2 separate regions of the Homo sapiens genome follow, and region 2 is linked to region 1. Evidence: read pairs that join two places in POLR2A ChIA-PET (ENCODE). Cell type or tissue: A673. All regions are shown on one strand. Links, peaks and the distances in the headings refer to the core of each region. The heading gives the core; the rest is flanking DNA. Region 1 overlaps BLCAP (BLCAP apoptosis inducing factor). Region 2 holds the start of LINC01746 (long intergenic non-protein coding RNA 1746).

Evidence for each region. Peaks named below come from ENCODE experiments on the same cell type or tissue, not always from the same donor. Only the 100,000 strongest peaks of a DNase experiment are listed, where the experiment ranks them.
Region 2: POLR2A ChIA-PET joins it to region 1 with 11 read pairs; 2 of 35 experiments call an interaction of 5 or more read pairs at or near these places.

The regions. Positions count from the first base shown.
Region 1 is chr20:37,509,707-37,520,076 of GRCh38, reverse strand. BLCAP (BLCAP apoptosis inducing factor) reads left to right here. Exons shown (of 2, transcript NM_006698.4): 2 at 727-2,660. The coding sequence starts at 903. The coding sequence ends at 1,166. Among named protein-coding and RNA genes, the nearest start is that of NNAT, 6.4 kb to the left of the region's middle. RefSeq lists enhancers at 1-618, 619-1,482. In A673, for the core only: no CTCF peak of the experiment used is centred there; no DNase peak of the experiment used is centred there; H3K27ac peaks cover 110 bases.
Region 2 is chr20:37,568,010-37,578,379 of GRCh38, reverse strand. It overlaps LINC01746 (long intergenic non-protein coding RNA 1746), which reads right to left and starts at 7,280. Exons shown (of 4, transcript NR_184035.1): 1 at 7,082-7,280; 2 at 6,415-6,486. RefSeq lists enhancers at 2,083-2,132, 9,859-10,359. In A673, for the core only: no CTCF peak of the experiment used is centred there; a DNase peak (open chromatin) is centred at 5,329.

The DNA of each region.
Region 1 (10,370 bases), core at 891-8,890:
TGGAGGTGTAATGATCCAAACGAGTTCAGTTTGGACAAAGTAGCATAGTGACTTTTTTTCTACATTGACTTTCGGAGAAGTTGGCAGATTCTGGCAAAGTGACGCTGGGCTGTTTGAAAAAGGCAAGCTTAGCCTAGGCTGCCATCTTAAAATATTTCGAGGCTGTAGCTGCCTCAGGATCCTTTGCCTGTGGTCTGGTGGCCGGCAGTGCCCCGCTAACAGCTTTAACTCTGCACTTAGTGCCTGAGCACCTATGGCTGTGAGAGATGCTAGATACAGAACCCTGTCCTTACCACGTGGGGGCACAGCAGGGAGCCCTTGGTCGTCCTTTGGCAACCACTGGGCGGTATTGTGAGGTCTGGGCCCCTTGAGGACGGGCTGCAGCCCCAGGAGGCGATACATGATCTCTGCTGGGCAGGGCCCAGGCAAAGCCAGCCCACTGTGTGAAACCGTGCCAAAGAGCCCTCTCCCCGATCCCCCAGGAGAAGCCCCGGGGAGACATCCCAGGAAGCTTCCCGAATTAGTGACTTGGAGAGGAGTAGAACTTTCACGGGTGGGCAGGGAGGAAAGGGCATTTCACATTTGCTGTTGTTAACCATGATCCATTTTCCCAAATAAGTATACATTCTGTTCCTGTTTTTTTTTTTTTTTTCTTTTTTTTTTTTTTTTTTTGTCTGTCTGTCTGTTCTTTGTCTGTTTGTCTGTTGTGTTGACTTTTCTCTTCAGGATCCCTGCTGCCTTGGTGATCCCGGGCTGACAGCCAGAGAGCACAGCGGCTCAGCTCCTGGAGAGTGAGGGTTGAAGAAAGCGGAGGGCAGCCGCCTGCGCCCGCTGGCTCCCATTAGGTCGGTTCCTGCAGCGGTGCCCGGCAGCCTTGGTGAAGGCCCTGCCCGGCAGAGATCATGTATTGCCTCCAGTGGCTGCTGCCCGTCCTCCTCATCCCCAAGCCCCTCAACCCCGCCCTGTGGTTCAGCCACTCCATGTTCATGGGCTTCTACCTGCTCAGCTTCCTCCTGGAACGGAAGCCTTGCACAATTTGTGCCTTGGTTTTCCTGGCAGCCCTGTTCCTTATCTGCTATAGCTGCTGGGGAAACTGTTTCCTGTACCACTGCTCCGATTCCCCGCTTCCAGAATCGGCGCATGATCCCGGCGTTGTGGGCACCTAACGGCCTGCCCTGTTAGCTTTCCAAGGAAGCAGAAGACGGGAGGGGAGGCATTGACATAGGTCATAAAGCATTGGAGTTTCAAATCCCGCAGCCTCGCGGGTGTCACATTCCTGACGGCGCCTTTTTGGCCTGTGATGTTTTATCCTTACAATGTGAATAATGGCACTGACCGGTGCTTTTATTGTAAAGTCCTATAGTCGTGGGTGGTCTTGTGGTTGTGTGTGTTCTGTCCCCATCTAGGTCCTGGCTGGCCGCATGACCACCCCTCTCGCCTCATTACTGTGAGGAGTCTGGGTCCATCCTGGTCAGCTGCCCCAATGTGACCTGGGGCAGATAAAATGCCAGTCTCATTGTCACCTCTGTGACCCCTCCTTGTCAGGGTCTCCTTCCTTCCCAGAATGTTACTGACTCCTCAGTCCCTCTTCTGGTTTCCCTTTATTTCTCTTCTACCCTTTTCCTTTTTTGGGGAGTACCTGTCCAAGACAGGGCTCATTTTTGCACTTATCTCGAATTTGAAGAGATTGCTGACGCCCGAGAGCCTCGCTTTTTCATCCTTCTTTCCTTGTTCAGCAGGCTAGACAGAAACATGTCTTGACTGTTAGTTGTCCACAAATCTTCAGTATTTTCTCCACTTCATTTTTAAGAAAGGAAGCAACAGATAGATGTTGCTCTTTCACCTGGGTGTCTGGGCTCAAGCTTTCCCGCCCAGCCTCACTTCCTTTGCCCTTCCTCCTGCCTTTCTCAACTGTCCCAAGGAGGGGGCCTCATTGTGTCTCCCGTGCATGCTCTGCAGCATTGAAGTATGGTGTGTTCACGTAGTTCTAGCAGTCCCCAGCTGAGTGAGTGGGAGAGTACCTGTGTGTTTCGTAACGGCCTTGATCCCCTTGATAGATGTTTGGATATTTTTTGGTGTGCCCTGTGTGTGTGTGTGTACAAATACATGTGTATATTCCTTTTAAAGAAGCTTTATCGAACGTGGTCTGATTTTGAGGTTTAGCAATAGCTAGCTATATATGGTAGGTGCCGCTACAGTTTTTATTTAGCATGGGGATTGCAGAGTGACCAGCACACTGGACTCCGAGGTGGTTCAGACAAGACAGAGGGGAGCAGTGGCCATCATCCTCCCGCCAGGAGCTTCTTCGTTCCTGCGCATATAGACTGTACATTATGAAGAATACCCAGGAAGACTTTGTGACTGTCACTTGCTGCTTTTTCTGCGCTTCAGTAACAAGTGTTGGCAAACGAGACTTTCTCCTGGCCCCTGCCTGCTGGAGATCAGCATGCCTGTCCTTTCAGTCTGATCCATCCATCTCTCTCTTGCCTGAGGGGAAAGAGAGATGGGCCAGGCAGAGAACAGAACTGGAGGCAGTCCATCTAGGGAATGGGACTGTGAGGCCATACTTGTGAAACGTCTGGACTGCTATTCTAGAGCTTTTATTTGGTGTGTTCGTTGCACAGCTGTTTGAAATGTTTAATAAAGCTTTATAAACTTTACTTTGTGGTTTTATGTGGCTGCAGTCCATTTGGGTCGTGGTGTTGGATTTCGGAGTTGGTGGGGGGCAGGGGGAAGCATGGAGGGGCTGAGTCTTTGGCGCCAGAGTACCTTAGCCTGAAAATTTGATCTGCTTTCTGGAGAGCAGATGGTGGGGATGGGGGAGGGGGAGCAGGGGGCAGGACAGGCGGTGAACAGGAGGGAGTCTGAAAGTTTTCAGAGATGAGACATTTGCGTTTCTCAGCTCCCATGGCTTCTTGCCTGAAATTGTTTCCCTCCATAGGAGATTTGAGTAACCGATCCCTTGACAAACAACTTAAGACAGCTGGAGCTCTAATCATCAAGGATTTTTATGGTGCTGCTTTTGAAGTAAAAATAGTGAAACCCCTTATGGCATTTCAAGTGGAAAAATAAATAAGACTGGCTGTCCAACCAGCCGGATGTAAGGTGATGGCTGGAAGTGCCGAGAGTGGTGTGGTTCCATGTTGTAGGTATGCACGTGCTCCCATGGCCATGACCTTTGAGACAGTGTAGGCTAGTTTGTCAGGTCCTGTGCTGAGTATTCACCTCTGAATCTCCTTCTTCTAGAAAGCATGGTAGGAATACTGCCTGTCCAAGGCACAGGGCTGTCGTGAGGTTTTATTGAGTCACAGTCGTGAAGGGCTTTGGTAATTTCATAGAAGATCACCTGTTCTACCTAGGCTTTAAATTTGTTGCTATAAAATTGAGTATGGTTTTCTCCTGTTCACTTAAGTCTCCCCATTGTCACTTTATTCCTTTTTTCATTCAAAACTTGCCAAAGATTTGTCTATTTTAGAGGTATTTTCAAAGAACCAAACTTTTATCGATCATATCTGCTGGGTAATTTTCTTACCTGATTCTTTTATGCTTTTATCTCTGAATTCTTCTTTTCTGTGTTTCTGGATAGATTTCGTGGTTCTGCAAAGTCTTGACAAGCTGAGGAGTCATACCTGGAAAGGATGGTTTGTTCAACAAACATTGAGACCCTGTACTAGGCTTGCTGGGGATTTCAGGGGCAAGACTCAGACCTGACTCTTCAGGAGCTCATGATTGTAGCCTAGTGGGAAGACTTAACAAAATAGACAATTGCAAATTCCAAAAACAAAACAAACAAAAAAAAGGCTTTTGTGTCCCTACTCTCCTGTGGCGACACCTGGATGATAAATGAAGCCAAGATTATTGCTTATTTTGCTCTCCCTCGGAAAGCAGCTTTCTGTTTTAGGTCAAGCCCGCTTAAGAGTCACAAACAGGCCTCCCTCTGAAAGATTTGTGGCCCTTTCCAGCAGGGAGCCTGCAGCCCACCCCTTCCCAAAGTGACTGCCAAATCAGCATTCTGTCACCCCACAGTGCTTCCTACCTTGCCAGGCAACCACCCCCTCTTCCTGAACTGCCTTTTAGGAAAATGAAAAGTAGATACCTTTTCTGGAAAAGAGTAGGGGCAGCAGGCCTTAGAAAAACACACAATTACATTGGTCACTGTGGCTCAGTGTGAAACGGTTGCCCACATGGTACCTAGTGACCACAAGACACCATAAGGCCTAGGTCTGGGCTTCTTTAGGAACTGGTTCTTACCCTGCTGTGGGCCCCAGTTTCCAGAGAGGTAAAATGTGGTCTTTGGAGCAGACAGTTTTTCTAGTCCTAATATCCTGGGAGTTCTTTCTCCCAAGATCTAGGGTCTTCCTGGACCCATTTGAGGATGTTAGCTGGGCTCTGAGTAGGTGGCAGTGCACTTTCAGGATGGCATGGGCTTTATGCTTTAGTCAGTGTACCATGTGAGCCCAGGTATTTCCTCTGTCAGGAAGCTTCCCTGGATTTCTTCTCCCTGGGGATCTACTTGACTGGAGCGTTTCACTCAGCCTTCTGTTGAGTGCTACTGCTAGTGTTACGCAGACTTCCCCTTCTGTAGCGACTGAGTTCATGGGCTCCTCTTGTCTCCCAAGGGGGCCTGCATTGTCAGTCATTTGGCTGGTATTTGGCAGAATCCCATGCAGGAATAGGCCTTGAGACTACAGGGTGGACAGTTCCTGCCATTAGGGAGCCCTCCAGGCTAATGGGAAAGGGCACAACATTGAGCAGATAATGCCAGCGATACACAACCGTGGACTGTGTCAGCTGCTAGAAGAGAAGGTCTAAGAGGGGACCCAATGTAGGCCTGGAAGGATTGACTTTCAGGTGGAGACCTGAAGAACAAATATAAAGGTTTGAGCAGTGAAGTAATGAATGAGATGTTATTATTATTTTACCATCTAATCAAGCATCTCTGCTTACAGATAAAGAGACTGGGATGAAAGTAAAATGAAGGACCACCACTATCTGGCTGCCCTAGAATCAGAACCCAAAAAGGCTTTTTGGGATAAAGAGGTCAGTCTATCTAAAGCTAGCAAATTGTTGGGAGATACTAAGGAAATCTAAAGCTGAAATGCTATTGGCAGGCCCCTAAACTCAGCCCTAAGAACTCTTCATTTCCATCCAACTGGGAACCATCACAAACGAGGATCTGATGGGAGTTGGGGAGTAACCCAGTCAGAACAGCCTTTGAGATGGGATTCTGTCGGCAAGAAACAGGACAGCATTTGAGTGGTGACAGTAGCAGGGCCATGGAGAAGGCTACTGGCTTCTCTAGATGACTGGGAATGGGGAGAAGTAGACATAAGGAGTGAGTGTGGGTGAGGCAGGGACACAGGAGAAAAGGTAGGCTGGGGAGAAGGAAGCAGTGAAAGATGATAGAAGGAAAGCCAACTCCTATTGAATAGCTGCAGGAAAGGAGGCCAGAGAAGGGCTGTCACCTGTGTCCATTTGGTGGGCAGAGCCAGAACCCTGTCTTCTACCATCCAATGCAAAGTTCACTCCCCAACGCACCAAAATGTGTGAAAGGGCCACTGTTCTGAAAAGAGGAATGACTGAAGAAGTGCTCTCCCTGATGGAAGATGGTCCTGCCTAGGGAGCTTGGCCTGTCTCAGCCCAGCAACCCTCCCTCCCCAGTATCTTCCTGAAAGTCCCAGGAAGAACACAGTTTGATCTGCCAGGCTTCAAGGGGAGAATGAAGTATGTTGAGAAAAACTTCTATTGTTAGGCAGGCTTGAGGTGAAGAAGAGAACCTGCCTAAGCAGCAACTGAAGGCTTCAGACAGAAGCCTTGGGTCTCCCTTTGGGATCCTGGAAAAGGGACTCAGAGGCTGGGCAGAGATAGACTTTAAGGACTGAAGAACCTTGATGCAAGGCTTGAGAGAGTCCCAGCGCTTACGCCCTGCCTTTGTGACTATACCTCACCTGTCTCATAGAGAACACACCACCACTACAGCATCGGCCCCAAGGCACAGTCTCCGTAAATGTTATTTCCTCTGTTTTATGGCTCCCTGCCACTGGCCTTTACTAAGCTCCAGCCTGTTAGGGATGTGATCTGATCCCCCAGCTCTCCCTCTCATTCATTCATTTGAGGAGCATTTGCCAGGCTCTTTTCCAAGCTCTGAGAAGCTGGTGCAGAATGACTGTGCCCTCCTTGAGGAGCTCAGATCAGCAGGAGGGAGGGCAGAGTCATTCTTGTGGGTAGATAATACCATGTTATTAGGGCTTTAGTGGAGTTAGGTAGAGATTATTTGGGAGACCATATCTCAGTACCTCTGTGTGAAGTCCATTAATTATTTTTTACCTTCTCTGCAAAGGCAGTATCCTGAAAAGGAAAACACCAAGGTGTAGCTTTCTTTCTGGGAGACCAAAGTCCTCAGTTTGAGCCCCTACTTAGCCACCATTTTACCCAGCAACCCTCCATGGATTTCCCTCTCTTGGAGAGTAACCCCTGTCTGTCCAGCCTCCTCCCAACGAGGAACCAGAGGAAGCATATGTTTGAGAGTGCTTTGTCAAATATCCCAAAGGGTCAGATATGAGTCTTCTTCAAAGACTAATCTTCTGGGTGGTTCTGGCCTCTCAGTACTTTTCCTGAGCAGCTTGTGTGGAGCCTGTACTTGGACAGCTCAACACCTTTTCCAAAGCCAAACCCTCTGCCAGCCTCCTGCCCCACACTGGTAGTGGTGACCCTCCAAGGAGGGGGCAGGCAGGCAGGTGCTAAGGCCCTGGGACTGATTCCCATCCATTTTCCATGTGGCTTTGCTCTCCTTACTGTTCTCTAGGCCTCTGTTTCCCCATTTATAAGTCAAGGAGGGGGCTGGACCAAGATATCTTTAACATTTCCAAAGCTGTCTTCTGTGAAACATCAGTGACATTTATCTCCTTGTTATTTTAGTCTTAGAGACAGTGGTTGAAAGAAAGTATATTAAGACAATCAAGTGTTTAATCAAAGGATCTTTTGCATTAAAAAATAAACTTGAAGTCTCTTGGGTGCAGAACTGTCAAGGATCTTAGCTTAGAGCCAAAGAAGACATGGAAGTGTCTATGAGGCAGGAAAGACAGACAAAGCCCTTCAGTAATTCCATATTGTTTATGGGCCCAATCCCTTGGCTTGGTCATCAAGGCCCTGCACAACCCTTGAAGATAAGGGGCTTAGTCTTTGTTCCTTGACCAAGCACAGAATTTACCTGACCAGGCCTGGCATAGTACCTGCTGGTTGGCTGACCTGGTGGCTAGATGAATAGGTGGTTCAATCAATTGCTAAGAGTCCCTAAGTAATTGGGTGGCCCAGTCTTTCCTAGAAGGAAAGGAACTCTGTTTGCCTCCCAAATCTCTTGGCAACTCTGAAGTGACAGAGATTATTTTCCAGCCTCCAGACTAGTATTGTGAACAAAGATATGCGAGAAGAACCTTATAAAAGACTGCCCAGCCTGGCATCCTCGCTGTGGCAGCAGCTCACATGTGGTTTAGGAGTAGCCCCACCAGGTGGTAGACACCCTGTAAGGTCTGGATGTAGGTGGACTCCTGGGTCACTTGTAAGCCAAGGGGATTCCCTCTTCTTCCCTCCCTCTACCTTTCCCACCCCCTAACCCTGCATATGGGACTTCCCCAGCTTTCCCGCTTTTATGAATTCCTCCCCATAGGCTGGCAGGCAGGTGAGCTTGCAGGAGTGCAGATCGTGAACTACTGTTTCACAGAGAGTTGACCGAAGCTCTGCTGAGAGGTTTCTTGACTTGCCCAAGAGTTCACAGCTAGGCCAGGCTGGCCCTTGATTCCTGAACTCTGATCACATCTTAGATGGTCCTCTGCCTTGCTCATTTTCCCATTTCCATCTCCTCTTCCCCTCCTAGATCATGAGTGTCCTCTTTAGACAGTCTGAGAACTCCCTGCAGCCGGGCCCCACTGCCACACACACCCATATGAGCCCATCACCGGGATTTAAGTCCTTTCATCCTATTCCCTCAGACCATTCCAGGGAAAAACTGTCCTCAGTCCAACCCCCAGACTCCAGCTACAATACTGTGGGGGTTAGACTACTATTCACAGATGGGGTGGGCCATTTGGGGGGCTGCTTTTTGGTGGTTGGCTTTTGGTTTTGTTTGTTTTTACTTACTGGCCAAATAGGATCCAGTTCTTCTTTCCACCCTCAGAGCCATTTTTATGAACGCCATATGGTTCCATTTTGTACTGACAGGAACTGGGGACCACAGGCACATAGCACACACCACAGCTACTGTGACTAATAGCCCTGGCAGCTGTGCCCTCCTAACAGTCTGGGTGTGCAGTATGAGTGATGTCCAAAACCAGCAAGATTGGATTGGGCCTCCCGATCCCTGGTCGTGATGACACCACTGCACCTCTAGTCCTGTCTCTCCGGTCCCTTGATCTTTCCTATATCCATCTCCTTCTTTTAATTCAGATCATCTCTTGCTGAACAGTTGCACCAGATGTCTCTCTGCTTTCAATCTTGTCTCTTTCAACCCATCAACCAAATGGCCACCATTGGCCATCTTTACCAGCTTAGGTCATGTTCTGTGGCTCTTGGCTTAACTTCGTCCTTCCCTATTGCCTAGAGGATGGCATTCTCTCTGTTAATGGAGCAGAGCATTTCACAGCCTGGTTCCCTACCCCTAGGTGTTCCTGCTCTGCTTCTGCAGGTGCCCAGCCAGAGGAGCCCACCTGTCCTCCCGGAAGAGATGGCCCCTTTCACTTGAGATTCCAGGAGATTGCCCAGGGAGAAGGTGTGGAGGGAGGGGTTTTGAGAAGGAATATGAAGCCTCCAGTGGTGAGCAGTACCAGCAAGACAACCAAGAAGAGGCAGTTGGGTTGGTCAGTTAGGAGGTCTTGTCATCCATCTTGGGGTTGGCAGAGCAATAGAGACAGACATCACATCACCATGGGAAGAGAAGAGAATAAGAGGAAGAAGTGGAGATGAGAGGAACAGGTCACCTCTTCCAACTATGAAGGGAAAGAGGTGGATGAGTGGAAGTGACCCGTTTGGACTGGTCTTTTTTTATGTAGCTAATATTTGGCCTGTGCTTTTCTGGATCAGGCCCTGATGAGCATTTTGTCAACAATATCTCCCTGAAACCTTAAGAGAACATCCTAGGGTTGACGTGGTTTTGCCCACTATACAGAAGAGCTTCAAAAGATGAAGGCACTTTCCCAAGATGGGGGGCAGAGCTGGGATTTGTGTCCCATTCTGTTGCCCTTCAGAGCCTCACTTTCACCACTGTCCTTGTCTTCCCTGTAGTCATGAGGGGAAGAAGGAGGTGGAGGGCTGCCTGCAGTTAGGGAGCTGGGGCAAAGGCACCAGGGAGGCTCCCGGTGCTCAGATAGGACTGGAAGTCTGGGACACATCATTTTTCAGAGGGGGAAGAGGCCAGGGAAGAGAGAGGCTATTTTTAATAGCCAAATAGATATGAGCCCATTAAAAACCAGGAGGAAAGGAATAAAATGTTTAATAAAATCTTTAAGTATCTGAGTGGAGGACCTCTCTAAGCTGAAAAGCAAGGAAATGACACCAAGAAGAGAAAGGCCAACAGCGAACAGGGATAAGTGATGGCCTGTGTCCCAAGTGGCCTGGAGTGGACGGCACTAGATGGACAGATAGGGGCTTAGCCTTGGATAGCAAGCATGCAACGACCCACCCACCCAAACCTGGGAGGCTTAGCACTCGGCAGGTGACCTCATCTGTTCTCAAGCCATCACTGGGAGGTACTCAATAAATATTTGCTGGGGTGAAATAACTGAAATGGGAAATTAGATCAAAGAGGAAAAATACCAGCATTAAGCTATTGATGATACAAGAAGTGTCCAGGTGCCGTGGCTCACGCCTATAATCCCAGCACTTTGGGAGGCCAAGGCGGGTGGATCACCTGAGGCCAGGAGTTCGAGACTAGCCTGGCCAACATGGCAAAACCCCATCTCTACTAAAAATACAAAAAATTAGCTGGGCATGGTGGCATGCACCTGTAACCCCAGCTACTCGGGTGACTGAGGCATACGAATCGCTTAAACCCGGGAGGCGGAGCTGCAGTGAGCCGAGATCATGCTGCTGCACTCCAGCCTCAGTGGCAGAGCGAGACCCTGTCTCAAAAAAAAAAAAAAAAAAAAAAGATGATAGAGGAAGGCCAGGAACCACCCTTGGCTAGTTAAGTTGGGCTGCCTGGAGTATTGAGAATTGACACCTACATGGTGGCCAGTACTAGGATGACCAACCTCTCCTATGGGCACAGTTCTGTACAGTTTACAAGGGTTTTTTTTTTCTTTCTTTTTTTTTTTTCGGTGGGGGCGGGCCTCACATACTCATGGTATTACCCATTTAGGGTCTTGAGGTTTGAGGAC
Region 2 (10,370 bases), core at 1,516-9,515, 58 kb before region 1:
AGGTAAAATATTGGAGCGTGGAAAGGCACTAAGCACTGAACAGAGATGGAGCACCAAATATGCACTTGTGAGGGCAGGTCTCATTCACTTCTCCATCCCAAGGCCTCCGCTGTGCCCAGCACACAGTAGGTGCTCAATGCATATCTGTTGAAGTCATGGATGGTGCAATGACTGCGTTAGGAACTAGGAGCAGAGTTCTAATTTGTTTGCTGATATAGCCCTAGAGCCCTAAACAGTGCCTGGCACATAGTAGGTGCTCAGTAACAGTGGTCCCCAATCTTTGTGGCACAAGGGACAGCTTTCATGGAAGACAATTTTTCCAAGGACCGGTGTGGGGTTGGGGGAAGGAAGGTTTCAGGATGATTCCCGGATGATTAAAGCACATTACATTTATCGTGCACTCTATTTCTATCACATTGTAATATAGAATGAAATAATTATACAACTCACCATAATGTAGAATCAGTAAGAGCCCTGAGCTTGTTTTCCTACAACTAGATGGTCCCATCTGGGGGTGATGGGAGACAGTGACAGATCATCAGGCGTTAGATTCTCATAAGGAGTGTGCAACCTAGATCCCTCGCATGCACAGTTCACAATAGGGTTCGCCCTCCTGTGAGAATCTAATGCCACCACTGATCTGACAGGAGGTGGAGCTCAGGCAGTAATGTGAGCAATGGGGAGCAGCTGTAAATACAGATGAAGCTTTGCTTGCTTGTCCCCCGCTCACCTCCTGCTATGTGGCCTGGGGGTTGAGGATCCCTGCTCAATGATACACACATTAATGAATTTGGTTTTAAACACCAACTTTGTCCTTCCCCTAGTTGCCATCATTGAAGAGCCCCAGCACCCCAAGCACCCCAGCCTGGGCTCCTGGGGGCTGCAAATTGAACTTCATGTGTCTTAGTGCCCAGAGAGGGAAGGAAAACGTTATACTAACATCTGGTAGTCACAGGTACCAACAAGGCACTTCATGGGTTACAAAGCAGGTTCCCATGGAATGTCTTTGCTGATCTCCAGTCAGTTTCACAGATGGAGAAAGAGAAACTCAAAAGATGAGGTGACTTGCGCAGGGTCACAAGGTATGTCAAGCAGAGATGGCTGGGATTGAAATGGCAAATCCTTTCTCTTTGTATCATTCATTCCTCTAACCAGTTATAACAAGTACCTCCCAGTGGGATCATGATGGGGCTCAGACAGGCACTGGTCCCCACTATGGAAGGAGTGAGGGTCCTGGGTCAGCAGGCTGAAGGCCAAGGCCCACCCTGGGCCACCAAGAGCTGTGGAGACAGGGAAGTGAAGAGCAGGATGAGAGACAAGTGGAGAAGCCTCTGGCTAGGTCATCCGGGCAGCTAGGACAAAGCAGAGAGACTAGAAGGGGCAGAGAGAAAGGCAATTACACCAGGAACATCTATTAAGCACTCACTGTATGCCAGGCACTGAGGATATGGCAGTGAGCAAGGCAAACAAGGAACTCACATGCTGGTGGGGAGACAGACTCTGGTTTGTAATTACTCACTGCAAGTAGAAGTGGGGGCTCTGAAGGCAAGGAGCATGGTTTCCAGGAGGACACGGGGACATAAGTTAGGCCTGGAGGGTCAGGGAGGGCTTCTTGGAAAAGGTGGTGCTTGGGCAGAGATCTGGAGGATGATAAGAGAAGGAGGGAGGGAGAGACAGAGACAAGGAGTGGGAAAGACGAGAGTAGGGGGAAGAAACTGACAAAGTCAGAGGAAGAGTTTGAGGACCCAGTGCAGTGGCTCACACCCAACACTCTGGGAGGCCGAGGCAGGTGGATCACCTGAGGCCAGGAGTTTGAGACCAGCCTGACCAACATGGCGAAACCCCATCTCTACTAAAAATACAAAAATTAGCCGGGCGTGGTGGTGCACACGTGTAGTCCCAGCTACTCAGGAGGCTGAGGCATGAGAATCACTTGAACCCAGGAGGCAGAGGCTGCAGTGAGCTGAGATTGTGCCACTGCACTCCAGTCTGGGTGACAGAATGAGGCTCTGTCTCAAAAGAAAAAAAAAGAAAGAGAGAGAGAGAGTTTGAGGAAAGATGATGAGCAAAGAGAAGGATCCAGAAACGAGATGGTCAGCTGGAGTGCAAGGTAGAGGAGAAAAGGGAGCCCCAGACACAGCCAGCTGGGGGCTAACAGTGAGACCAAGAGCAAGGAGGAAGGGAGGGTGAGAGGAAAGAGAGACACACAAATCACTCCAAGCTCCCCACCTACTGTAGCTCAGACTTTCATCTCTGACACAAAAGAGGAACTTGAGTTCCCCTCCAGGGAAGCACAGGGCACTCAGGCTGAGAATTCACATCCCAGCTGTGGTTTCCTGTTTCCCCCTGTAAGCCAGAGGGCACTACTGCATGGAGGTAGCGCTGTGGGGCTGGTGGGCCAGGCCTAAGGACAGAGCCAGAGGCTGAGCTTCCTCCCTCTCCCAAAACCCTCAGTGAGTGCCTCAACCTAATTTTCTGCCAAAGACCCACTGTCAGCTAAAGGGCTTGTTGTTGGGTAGGGTGCTAACTGTTAATGAAGGTGTTACCTGTTAACTAGGATGTGTTCACTGTGGACTAACATGTTCACTGTCAACAAAAGTGTGTGTTAAGTAGCATGTCCACAGTTTACCAGGGTGTTAACTGTTAAAAACAATGTTTGCTGTTAACTAGAGTGTTCACTGTTAACTATATACTACAGTGTTCAACAAGTAAGCTTTTTGTTAAGTAGGGTGTTTGCAGTTAACTAGGGTGTTAACAGTTAATGAAGATGCTGGCTATTAACTAGGGTGTTTAACTTCAACTAAGGTATCTGTTAATAAGGTGTTTGCAGCCAGGCGTGGTGGCTCATGCCTGTAATCCCAGCACTTTGGGAGGCCAAGATGGGTGGATCACCTGAGGTCAGGAGTTCAAGACCAGCCTGGTCAACATGATAAAGCCCCATTTCTACTAAATATACAAAAAATTAGCTGGTGTGGTGGCAGACACTTGTAATCCCAGCTTTTTGGGAGGCTGAGGCAGGAGAATCACTTGAACCCGGGAGGGGGAGATTGCACTGAGCCAAGATTGTGCCACTGCACCCAGCCTGGGCAACAAGAGCTAAACTTCATCTCAAATAATAATAATAATAACAATTATAAAGTGTTTGCTTTGGCCCCAGCTTTTGTGCCTCAGTTTACATACTCCACCCTCCTCCCTCTCTCCATCTTATTGGCTGGTGGTGCTGGCATTTCTCTCAAAGCAGGGCTCATCACTGCAAGTACAAGGTCCTTGTTTGACTTCAGGACCTCTCCCCCAGTAACCTGGCCCCATAAAGAGTCCAACTCAACTCCCCGGTCCCAATCTTAATTGACAACCAAGGTGGAAAGTAAAATACTTTCTGAAATTACCTACATTTTAAAAAAGAAACATTTGAAAGATTTACATAGCCAAATGACTGACTCCTTAATGGCGGAATGACAGGCAGAAAAGCTATTCCTTGGCCTTGAAATCCTGCAGAATGGAGAGGCTGTGAGCTCTGATGGTGGGATTCCCATGTTGTTTCCAGCTTTGAAGTCATGCCTGGGCATCTGCCAGAACATGAGGGGACAGCATCTATCAGTCCTGTCCCCCAGGCTGGAATATTGTGCTGGGTGCTGCCTGGAGAAGGGAGGCCCAGTGCTGGTGTTCCAGGATCCCTGCCAGGGCCCTGACTCAGATGGCCACGGGAAGCCGGAGTCTGCCCTCCAAGTAGCCACTGATTTGCTGGGCAACACTCATCAAGTTATTGCCCAGTTTGGGCCTCTGTGTAAGGTGGGGTTCAAGCCAGCAGACATTGGTGGATCTGCCCAGCTGTATCTTTTGGGGCCACTCTTCAAGGCCCACTTCACAGACACAGAAACAGAGGTCCAGGGAGGTGGCCCTCTCCTAGGTCTGCACCCAGCCTTCACCCACCCCACTCCCTTCTCAGTCCTGACTCCCCAGCCTGCCCCAGGTCCTAAGAGCCCTCCCCCACTGCCAGGGCCATGGCAGTCCTTCTAGATACAGGACGGACTCAGTGCCAGCAGGCCTCCTCGGTCTGGGAGTCAGCTCCTGTGAGAGAGGGGTGGAAGGAGTTCCAAAGCTGCCCATCAGGCCACTGCCAGGCCTTCAGCCCCTCTGCCACCGCAGCCTGCCAGGTTTGGGCCAGACACACACCCACACACATTTGCAAACACGCTCAAGTATGGTAGGCATACTAGTACAATGCATGCCCTCAACTTCACTCCCAGACACACATGCACCATTACACAGACACACAGATGCCCCTACAGACACTCATGACACACACTCAGATAGACCACACACACGTGCCCATGCAGGCCCATGCACAGGGCACACTATGCTACACACCCACAAGCCATGTGTGTCACCCACTGTGCCAGCCCAGCCGCACCACCTGCCTGGACGTTAGCATCGCCCAACCTCAACCATCTCCCCACCCTGTCATCTCTCTGCTGCCCCTCTGAACCCAGCACACACCCCACACTGCAGTCACGACATTCCCGGCTGAAAGCACACTGATGGCTCCCCTCAGGCTCTCGGGGGCAAATCCACTGCCCCACCTCAGCTCACCCCAGCCCTCTCCCCCAGCATACACTCAGCCCTACAGCAGCCCCTCGTCCCCTAGGCCAGAGGCTCAGCTCACATCTAGCACCCCAGCTGGTGCCTCTTGGCCAGGCAGAGGGAAGAGCTGTGGCTGTCAGTCCTCACAGTGGGCCACCCAGAACATGCACTTGACAAGCACTTTCTTATTTAATTCTCTCAACAGCACTATGAGGGAACAGGTACCTCTATTCACCCCATTTTACAGAGAAAAAGACTAAGGCTCAGAGGGCTGGGCTAGGATGTTTGGGGGAGGGGAAGAGAGCGCTGTGTGAGCCTCTTCTCCATACCCCCACCTCCCTACTCCTTCTCTGTCTCATTTACCTTCCTCTGTCCAAACAGGTCTCTCTTTTTCGGAGACGGAGTCTCACTTTGTCACTCAGGCTAGAGTGCAGTGGTGCGATCTGAGCTCACTGCAACCTCTGCCTCTTGGGTTCAAGCGATTCTTCTGCCTCAGCCTCCCAAGTAACTGTAATTACAGGTGCCTACCACCACACTCAGCTAATTTTTGTATTTTTAGTAGAGACGGGGTTTCACCATGTTAGCCAGGCTGGTCTCGAACTCCTGACCTCAAGTGATCCGCCTGACTCAGTCTCCCAAAATGCTGAGATTACAGGCGTGAGCCACTGCACCCAGCCCAAACAGGTCTCTTAAAGCCTCGCCTCTCTTTCCCCTTTCTTCTGAGAGTTGCTGTCCCTGGTCCTGACAGCTTCCCCTGCCTCTGGCCATCTTCTCTTGCTCCTCCAGTCACCAACGTCCCTTCCTCCGAGAAGAGAACAATGGGAACTGTGTACAGGCCTCGGTTTGGCCGAGGCTCCGCCCAGCTCTGACAGTCACTAGCTGTGTGATGCTGGGCAGGTGGCTCCATCTCTCTGTGCCTCATTTTCCCCATCTACAAAGTGGGGGTGATAATAATACCACTTAGCATTGCTGGGAGGAATAATTGAGTTAATACAAGCGAGTGGACACTGTTGATGCCCAGCTCCGATGTGTTTGGATGCTAATAAGAAATCCTTATTCAGGCCGGGCACGTTGGCTCACGCCTGTAATCTCAGCACTTTGGGAGGCCGAGACGGGTGGATCACTTGAGGTCAGGAGTTCGAGACCAGCCTGGCCAATATAGTGAAACCCCATCTCTATTAGTAATACAAAAATTAGCAGGGTGTGGTGGCGTGCACCTGTAATCCCAGCTACTCGGGAGGCTGAGGCAGGAGAATCACTTGAACCTGGGAGGCAGAGGTTGCAGTGAGCTGAGATTGCACCACTGCACTCCAACCTGGGTGACAGAGTGAAACTGTGTCAAAAAAAAAAAAGAAAGAAAAAGAGAGAGAGAGAGAGAGAGAAAGAAAGAAAGAAAGAAAGAAAGAAAGAAAGAAAGAAAGGGGAAGGAAGGAAGGGAGAGAGAGAGAGACAGGAAAGAAGGAGAGAGAGAGAAGAAAGAGAGAAAGAAAGAGAGAGAAAAAGAAAGAAAGAAAGAAAGAAGAAAGAAAGAAAGAAAGAAAGAAAGAAAGAAAGAAAGAAAGAAAGAAAGAAAGAAAGAAAGAAAAAGAAAAGAAAGAAATCCTTATTCGGAGGCTTGACCTGGGGGCCTGGGAGTCAACGTGTCCCAAGAATGGCCCCCAGCCAATGACTAACAGAGGAGTATGAAAGCCCGGATCTTTTGCTTCCAGCTGGGACAAATTCTGGGGTGCTCCAGACCCACACCCCATTAGGCTGAGGCTAGGACATGGTCTGAACTCACACCCTTGCCTGGCTTCCTCCCCTTCCCTGTTCTGCAGCCCCTCTCCCCCTTACCTGGGCACACCTTTGAAATAAATCTCTTGCACAGGGGACTTTGTCTCAGGATCTGCTTCCAGGGACCCCGACCTAAGCAACAAGTCAAGCTATTTAGCATAGATCTGGCTCAGAGTAAATGCTCAATCTATTTGAGCTACTATCATTTTATTTCCTGGCAACTATGTGACTGGAAACAAATACCTTTTCCTGTCTGGGTCTTAATTTTCTCATCAGCAAAATGAGCATCATGATCTCTGCTCTGCATAAATTTTCATGGAATCACTGCGTGAGGGGGCCGGGTGTGATGGCTCAAGCCTGTAATCCCAGCACTTTGGGAGGCCAAGGCAGATGGATCACCTGAGGTCAGGAATTCCAGACCAGCCTGGCCAACATGGTGAAACCCGTCTCTATTAAAGAAATACAAAAATTAGCCAGGTGCAGTGGCACACACCTGTAATCCCAGTGACTCGGGAGGCTGAGGCTGGAGAATTGTGTGAACCCGGGAGGTGGAGGTTGCAGTGAGTCGTGATCACACCACTGCACTCCAGCCTGGGTGACAGAGCGAGATTCTGTCAAAAAAAAAAAAAAAAAAAGTGTGAGGAAATAGGCGAATGTCCACCTCCACTGAAGGATGGGCCGGGTGAAGGGACAGTTGCGGCTCTTCCTAATCAGTCCCATCACTTACCTGCCCTCCCAGTCACCATAGCTGGGAGCCCCCACCTCTGCCATTCCATGCATCCCTGGCCCAGAGGAGGCAAAACAGCCCTCTGCTTCCCTCCTCCAGAAGCAGGAAAACTTCACATCAGGATCCCGATGTCATCTTGAGATCTGCACAGCCCTCTTCTCACTTGAACAATTGTCCTCAAAGCCACAACCCCTCTGACTCTTCCAGGTTCTATTGCAGAAGCCTGGCCAGCCAGCTTTTGCTAGGTCATAAAAGGGCGATTGTTAGATTTTCGGGAACTTTGAGAACCAATTGTTAAACTGCTGGCAACTTGAAATCGATTGCAGTGGAAGTATTTACACCATGAAAACTGGCAAATGCTACAGACCCCAGCATTCTTTGGAGAGGTGGTTTACTAGCATGCAGCAGACTCCATCCCTTTATCAAACTCCCACCTGAGCTTCAGTCCTTTTAACAGAGAAAATATTTTGTATTTTTCTAAGTTAAGTGAAATCACTTTGCTTTTGCAGATGATCTTTTTATAGATTTATTTTCTATGGGTAGGTGGTTCACACATTGAAAAAAAGCAAAAAAGTTTCACATTTATTCCTTAGCACTTCCACCCCTAACATACATTCCCCATAGAAAGTCTTATCTTGAACTACCTCTTAAAGATTTCTTGACTTATAGAGTCTTAGAAATATTGACTTTCGGAATCTTCAAGTTATAGAAACTTTAGATTCTGGAATCCTGAACCCTTAAGACTCCTGGCTGTTAGAATTGGAGCATCCCAATTAGGGAAGTCACATCTTATTCAGGGATTTGGTTCTAGAGTTAATGGGTGAGCAAATATCCCAGTCTGGTGTAGTCAAAATGCCCCTTGCCAGTACATATATGCAAAGGAATATTATTCTGCCATAAAGAAAGAATAAAATCCTGTCATTTGCAACAACATGGATAGAACTGAACGACATTATGTTAAGTGAAATAAGCCAGGCACAGAAAGACAAACTTTGCATGTTCTCACTCATTTATGGGAGCTAAAAATGAAAACAATTGAACTTACAGAGACAGAGAGAAGAGTGACAGTTACCAGAGGCTGGGAAGGGTTGCAGGGAGGCAGGGGAAGTGAAGTTGGTTAATGGGTACAAAAACATAGATAGAAGAAATAACGGGAAGCTAAGGCAGGAGAATTGCTTGAACCTGGGAGGCAGAGGTTGCAGTGAGCCAAGATCGCACCACTGCACTCCAGCCTGGGCGACAGAGAGGGACTCTGTCTCAAATAAGATCTAGTAGCACACTAGGAAGACTATAGTCAAAAATAATTTATCGTATATTTTAAAATAACTAAAAAAGTAGAAACGGAATATTCCTTACACAAAGAAATAATAAATGGTTGAGGTGACAGATACCTCAATAACCCTGATGTGATTATTACACATTGTATGCCTGCATCAAAACATCACATGTACCCCGTAAATATATTACACCTATTGTGTACCCAGAATAATGAAAAAATAATTTTTAAAAAAGACAAAATTTCCCTTGCAAATCCTGTAGAGACATTCCATGCTGGAAACCATTCAGCTGTCAGTGAGTCCAGCTCAGTCAGCTTTTCCTCCAGGGACGAAGCAAATCCAGCCAGGCATGGTGGCTCACACCTGTAAGTCTAGCACCTTGGGAGGCCAAGGCAGGCAGATCACTTTAGCCCAGGAGATCGAGAACAGCTTGGGCAACATGGCAAAACCCCATCTCTACAAAAAATACAAAAATTTGCCGGGCATGGTGGCATTCACCTGTGGTCCCAGCTACTAGGGAGGCTGAGGTGGGAGGATCACCTGAGCCCGGGAAGTTGAGACTGTAATGAGCCGTGATTGCATTGCTGCAATCCAGCCTGGGTGACAGGAGACCTTATCTCAAAAAGAAAAGGAAAAAGAAAGGAAAGGAAAGGAAAGGAAAAAATCCCTGCGTTTTCAGTGGAGCAGATGATCAAAAGTGTTTGGTGTGAGTTTAGGAGCTATGGCAGAGTAAAATATGTGTATTTAAACCCTGGAATCACTCCACACCACTATGAGAGGCACCTGGAAGGCAAAGCCACACGTCTGCCACTTTACACTCTGGCAGAATATACAGAAACCCCAAACTGCTCTCTTCCTCTCCTCAGTCATAGTTGAAGTTCTGTGTAGCCTTCAATCATAACAAATTAAAATTATCTGCCCACCAACAGTAGACTGGATAAAGAAAACGTGGTACATATACACCATGGAATACTATGCAGCCGTAAAAAAAGAATGAGATCATGTCCTTTGCAGGAACATGGATGGAGCTAGAGGTCATTATCCTTAGCAAACTAACATAGGAACAGAAAACCAAATACCCCATGTTCTCAATTATAAGCGGGAGATAAATGATGAGAACACATGGACACATCAAGGGGAGTAAAAGACACTGGTGCTTACCAGAGGGTGGAGGTTGGGAGGAGGGAGAGGATCGGGAGAAATAACTAGTGGGCACGGGTTTAATACCCGGGTGATGAAATAATCAGTACAACAAATCCCTGTGACACAAGTTTACCTTTAGAACAAACCACGTAACAAGCAACCCTGAACTTAAAAGTTTTAAAAAATTAAAATTATAAGAAATTTGGAATCAGAAGGGATCTCACAGTCAAACCCTGTCAAATGCTTAAGTATCCCTTACAGCATCCCCAAAAAGAGTTCATTCAGCCTCTGTTTGAATTCCTTCAGTGGCAGGGAGCTCACCACCTTGCAAGATAACCCATGCCACTTCTGGTCACCTTTAATTACAGTGTTGGAACAAGGTGTACCTTCCCATCTCTGATCATTAACAAACACTTACAAAGTGCCTCTCCTGCAGGAACCAGGATGCAGAGGAAATCAGGCCCTACCCAGAGACCTAAAATACCAGCATTGAGATGGAAATCATGGTCTGAACACTCAGAGGGGGGCCAGTCACTCCAGCGAGACTGTGACTCCCTTGACCTCACCCCAATTTTGCATGTAATTTGTGAGGATTCATAGAGTCCTCAAGTCCCACGATCAAGTTTAAATCTCTTACAGTATAGACGAGGTTATTGCAGCTTGAGCTGGGGGGTGATTTCCCCAAGGTCAAGTTCACACAGCGCCTAATCAGCAGTCAGGATCCAAACCCTTATCTTCTGCCTCAAACCCAGCAGACGCCCCCCAACCCCACTCCCACATCAGATCCCTTTTCCCAGCCGAGCCTAGACAAGCCCAGAATCTGAGATCAGAAGCAGAGCCTCCCCCTCCAACCTCCCAGCCTCTGCCAC